Regions from separate parts of the Homo sapiens genome. Here region 2 is linked to region 1. Evidence: chromatin contacts called from ENCODE Hi-C or POLR2A ChIA-PET data. All regions are on one chromosome and are shown on one strand. Each heading gives the region's core, a stretch centred on a gene start or an enhancer-like site at or near the end of the contact. The rest is flanking DNA. Distances are from core to core; before and after follow the strand shown.

Region 1 (2,785 bases), core at 169-2,668:
AGGGTTTTTATGGTTTTAGGTCTAATGTTTAAGTCTTTAATCCATCTTGAATTAATTTTTATATAAGATGTAAGGAAGGGATCCAGTTTCAGCTTTCTACATATGGCTAGCCAGTTTTCCCAGCACCATTTATTAAATAGGGAATCCTTTCCCCATTGCTTGTTTTTCTCAGGTTTGTCAAAGATCAGATAGTTGTAGATATGCGGTGTTATTTCTGAGGGCTCTGTTCTGTTCCATTGATCTATATCTCTGTTTTGGTACCAGTATGGATTTGTTTTTAATATAATGATTGTTCAGTCCTGTTTTTTATCCAATCTGGTAATTTTCATGTGACTCTGTGTTATTTATGAATGTTGATAAAATGGACATATTTCTCCTAAAATTTTCATCCAATTTTATATTCTGTTTATCTGTTTTTGTTTTTTGAGCTGGGGCCTCACTCTGTCGCCCAGGCTGGAGTACAGTGGCATGATCATGGCTCACTGCAGCCTCTACCTCCCAGGCTCAAGCAGTGCTCCTGCCTCAGCCTTCCGAGTAGCTGGAACCACAGGCACGTGTCACCACTGCTGGCTGACTTTTTAATTTTTTGGAAAGATGGGGTCTTATGATGTTGGCCAGGTTGGTCTCAAACTTCTGGCCTCAAACGATCCCCCTCCCGCCTTAGCCTCCCAAAGCACCGTGATTACAGGCGTGAGCTGTTGTGCCCGACCCTGTTTTCTGTTGTGAATGCTTCTTGTTTTGTTTCCTATTTGACTTCTTGGATATGGGCTTTCTTACCTTTTATTTGGTCTGGTGTGTGTGGTTTCTTTTCCTTCTGGTGATTTGGAAGGCCGTGCTCTCTTTTTAGTTCTTATTGTGTGAACTCTTATGAGCTCATACGCTTTCCCTAAACTGTGCTTTCCTGTTCCAGCACCTTCAGACGATGTGAGAGAGTAGCCCGTCGGCACAGACACTTTCTGCCGTCTCTTTTCTCCAACCTTCTGATTTTGTTACTTGCAGTGTTATTTTGAGTTTTGGTGATTCTCTTTATAACATATAAATAATATATTTAGACTGACATTTATCAAGTTATTAGCCTTAAAATGGTTACTGATTCTATCACTGAGAAAAATGAGAAAACAGATACATTAAGTTTCTTCCCCCAAATTTCAGTTTCATTACCATTTCCATTTAAAATGCGAGGAATTTTAGGTTAACCACTAGGTTTTGGAAAGTTGGGTTTGAAGATCTGGTCGCTTGATTATCCACCATGAAGGGGAGTCGACGGGCCTCTTGCTTTTGGAGAGCTTCCGGGAGCGATGCTGCCGGCTCCTGGAGACCCTGCTACCGCCTGTGCTGTGTTCAGGCTCTGCCACCAGCGGGTCCCCTTTGGAGCCCTGCGGAGGTGTGTCCTCCTGAGCCCACCCTTAGGCCCAGTGCCCGCAGCCTGCCATGGCCCAGGGTGTGAGAATGTCTGCCAAGGAGGCTCCCTTTCTATAGGAGAGCTGTAAGGGGGCTCGGGGTTTGGGGTTACACTGGGGGAAGGGAAAGTGGCGTGAATGCAGTCACCTGTCTTTTGCTACTTACTTCTCTTCTGACAAACCAGGGACTGTGTCATTTAGAAATTGTTGAGAATAGTTCGAGGTAGCTTAGTCAGAGCTTCCTTCCTGTGCACATTCTGACTTGCCTAGAAAGATGCCGAGTATGGCGGGTGGAACCCCTGTGCACCCCCTTCTCACCAGACTCCCATCCCGGCACAGGGAAGGGGCAGGACACACACCCTTCCCGGTCAGTCCTGTTCCCAGGGGCCCAAGTAGCCCACAGGAGGAAGGAGTGCAGCAGGGCAGAGTGAAGGCGGAGGGTCTGGCAGGTGGAGCTTCACCCAGAGAAGGAGGCTGTGTTCCTGGAAGGACATTCAGTTCAAGAGCAAAGGCTCAGATGTTCATACCATAAATATTCAGCATCACATAAAATTAAAAACTCAGTTAAACAAAGCCTTCTCTTCTTCAGAAGGTTTTGGTTGTTAGTGGTCTGCAGCGCAGCAGGTGTGGACAGTGAGCACCTGTGTCCCCAGGTGTCCTGAGAGGGCAAGATCAGGGCTGGTAGGGCGCCCTCCTCATCGTCTTCCTCCTCATCGCCAGTTGTCTTTAAGGTCAGAACATGAGAACATCAGCTCTTAGTGCCAAGGTTTTTTGGAGACTTTTTCTTTTATTTTTTTTTTTCTCTGGGAAGATGTGTGAGAACATTTCATTTTTGTTCTTGAATGGAATCTTCCGCATAAATACTACATATACATGTACATATGTGAGTATGTGTGAATATCTATGTGTGTGTGTGTATATATATAAACACGTGCGTTTTTATATTCATTGATGTGGAAAGTGCTCACAGTGATTACTAGGGGAAAAGCATGCATAATATGGCCCTAATTAAAATGTAAAAGCTATATACAATGTAAGCACATGTACATATATATGCTGAAGAGTATATATGTTTGATTTTTTAAACAAATTAGGGTTTAATGTGTTAAAAGTACCTATTATTTTAAAATAAATTTGGGTGCATTCTATGAATATATCATAACTTTTATGAGTCCAGCCAATGGCATAAATATTTACTTGGGGACTTTAACACACATTATCAAATTGCCTTCCAGAGAGGTTGCACCGTTCATTATTTATTCAGGGTGATTTTTTATGAACCAAGATTCGCAGACCCCCAGTGCCTGCGCGGAACTGATGACCGCGTCCTCCAGGGAGCCCGGTGCAGAGGCGCTGGTGCAGACAGCTTTGCCAGTCCACACTTT
Region 2 (2,785 bases), core at 143-2,642, 110 kb before region 1:
GCCTTTGTCAGTGTTTCATCAGTGCATACCGTAGCGCATGTGGTCCCGTTCAGATGCACTTTCTGTGGCCTGGATTCTAGGGGAAGCAATAGAGGATATATTTCATTCTGAAATTTGCACTGTTTCTTTTTTAAGTTAAATATTTCAACAGCAATGGATGTTCTTGTCTTTTTTTAGAAAAAATAAAAATGAATGTTTTTGTGGCGCTTCTGCCTGCTTGAGTGGCAGCGTTTTTTCCCTGTGCAGGCCCCCAGGTGTGTGTGATTGGCTGCCCCGGGGCCCCGTGACAGGGGATGCTTTTTGAGCTCTCACCGGCATCTTCCTCCTTAAATCCAGATTGGGCGGAGACATGAATTCAGCATTACCTCTCCCATGTCCACACGTGAAGAAGCACTTTCCAGGCGCACACACCTAAGTCGTTGGCCGCGGGTTCTTGGAGGGCGTGGCCTGAGCTCCCAGACGCCTCCTCTCTCACCTAGCACTGCACAGTGCCTTCCACACACAGGCTCTCCGAGGATCTGCCCCATTTATTGCTTTGATTTTGTTGGATGAAAGCAGTTTATTAAATAAATGGGAAAATACTCCCCTTCCCCAGTTTCAAAAGTTAAGATGTAGTCTTTTCTTTACTTAACATCCAACAATGCTGAAAGATGAAAGAAAGGAAAATGCTCTCTTTACCCTGCCAGACCACATTTAGCTGGGAGGCACACAGTTCAGAGAAAGTCACAGGTGACATTTTGTAGATTCTCAAGCAGGAGCTCTCTCTCTTTTTCTCTCTTTCCCTCTTTGTCTCCCCATGTCCATACCTGTACCTATTACATACACGATAGAACAGCAATGGGATTTTTTTGTAGCTCCGTAATATTTCAGTATTTAAAAATCCTCTGTTAATGGGACTTAAATTTTTTGTATAGTAAATAACACCTCAGCGAGCATTGTTGCACATGTGTCTTTATGTTTGGGGCTGGTTGTTCTTATCATGATTGTTTTGTTAGGATAAAGTCCAAGAAACAGAACTGTGGGGACAAGGGGATGCGTGAGTCACCCTCATCATCAAGAGTGAGCCGTTTGTGGCACGTGCACCCCACCCACTATGGCAAGATGCCTCCACACACCCCGCAGCAGCGCTGGGTTTGTCTCAGTCACTGCAGTTCTTTCTGGGCTTCCCGAGAAGGAAGGGCCACAAGAGTCTGTCCAGGTGCTGGGGCAGACATTGGTGACGTCGCTTATCGAAGCCAGGAGTGGGGCCCCGGGTGTGGGGCCGAGTGACAGACCCAGGCTACCCACACCCGGGCAGGATGAAGAGTCTCAAGAGTGCTTTCCTTAGGCTGGTTCCCGTCCACACACCAGCACTCAGCCAGTCAAGACACCTCTTGTGAGCATCTGCTACATGCCAGGCTGCTGTAAGCACTGGGGTCTACTGGTGAACCACACAGGAAAAGCCCCCACCCATTGCCACACCCAGTGCCAGTGGGAAAGTCAAACAGTAGATGGGTAAATAAACAACTACATAATGGTAAATATGGCTGGCAGTGATGGAGTCTGCCCTGCACAGGCACTTTGCTAAGTGTTTTCTACATATTTACAGCTGTGATCCCCACAACAGCCTACGGATGGGTCCTACTAACCTTACATCATCTGTATTTTACAGATGAGAAAACAGAGGCATTGAGAAAGGAAGTCACTGGCCCAAGGGGCTGTGCCAAGCAACTGACTCTTAACCAGTGAGCTTGCGCTCTGAAGTGTAAGGCTTTACTCCCCTAAACTTGTCATTGCAAGGCAGTAGAATAGGATCTGGAGACAGGGGGCCTTCACTTCAGCATCCGATTGGTTGCAGGCTGAGCTTTCACTTCAGCCCCTGATTGGTTGCAGGCCAAGTCTTCATTCGCATAGGGTGTAACTTCACTTTGGCCTCTGATTGGTCATGAGCCAAGTCTTCATTTACATAGGGTGTAACCAGTAGGAAACCTCTAAAGGGTACTTAACCCCCAGAAGATTTTGCAAGTGGGAGTCTTGAGCAGCTTGCTCTGGAGCTTGCTCCTGCTCTGTGGAGTGTACTTCCGCTTAAACAAATCTGTGCTTTCGTTGCTTCATTCTTTCATTGCTTTGTTTGTGTGTTTTGTCCAATTCTTTGTTCAACATGTCAAGAACCTGGACGACTCGCAGTGAAGACCCTCCCCCTTAACAACCGGATGTGCCATCAGGGATAGATGCTGCCCTGAGAATGATGAAGCCAGTGTCTAGGGGAAGTCCTGGTGTGGGCGGGAGCTGTGATGTTCTGTGCTCTATGGCAGGGCTTTGGAGGGCTTTGACTGGGCCAGAGCAAGTAACTATAAAATGTCAGACCTTAGAAGAAAAGCATCCTGTACTCTGACAGGAAGCAGCATGAGTTGGTTGTCACTAAAAGGAAGAACTTCTGAGAACCCCACAAAGGACCCAGTTAGGTAATTGTTGAAAGCTGCTACTCCTTCAGGGATAATGTAATATTTTTCCAACATTTACACACGTTCACCTTATTTAAGATTGGCTCAAAACACAGAAAAATGTAAGCTAACCTTTTTTTTTTTTTTTTTTTTTTTTTTTGAGACGGAGTCTTGCTCTTTCACCCAGGCTGGAGTGCAGTGGCGCTATCTCGGCTCGCTGCAAGCTCCGTCTCCCGGGTTCACACCATTGTCCTGCCTCAGCCTCCTGAGTAGCTGGGACTACAGGCGCCCGCCACCACGCCCGGCTAATTTTTTGTATTTTTAGTAGAGACGGGGTTTCACCGTGTGAGCCAGGATGGTCT

Evidence for each region. Hi-C counts contacts between places; a loop is a spot of excess contacts on that map. ChIA-PET counts read pairs that join two places held with the same protein, here RNA polymerase II (POLR2A). Pooled maps may share reads with other maps.
Region 2: a loop to region 1 is called in a pooled map, with 3 times the contacts of the local background. The contact joins two enhancer-like sites. A Hi-C loop is called at or near these places in 8 of 168 maps with a recorded cell type or tissue (ascending aorta, dorsolateral prefrontal cortex, heart right ventricle and 5 more), 1 of 37 single-sample maps with no recorded cell type and 13 of 50 pooled maps. POLR2A ChIA-PET finds 5 or more read pairs at or near these places in 2 of 52 experiments (AG04450 and naive thymus-derived CD8-positive, alpha-beta T cell).

The regions. Positions count from the first base shown.
Region 1 is chr2:239,215,732-239,218,516 of GRCh38, reverse strand. All of the region lies in intron 3 of HDAC4 (histone deacetylase 4), which reads left to right. Among named protein-coding and RNA genes, the nearest start is that of HDAC4-AS2, 23 kb to the right of the region's middle. RefSeq lists an enhancer at 2,712-2,785. Within about 2 kb of position 1,418, at least 4 of the 41 ENCODE cell types and tissues checked have a DNase peak (open chromatin) inside an H3K27ac peak, as active enhancers do.
Region 2 is chr2:239,321,263-239,324,047 of GRCh38, reverse strand. The region is part of intron 2 of HDAC4 (histone deacetylase 4); the gene reads left to right. Among named protein-coding and RNA genes, the nearest start is that of MIR4269, 17 kb to the right of the region's middle. Within about 2 kb of position 1,392, at least 9 of the 41 ENCODE cell types and tissues checked have a DNase peak (open chromatin) inside an H3K27ac peak, as active enhancers do.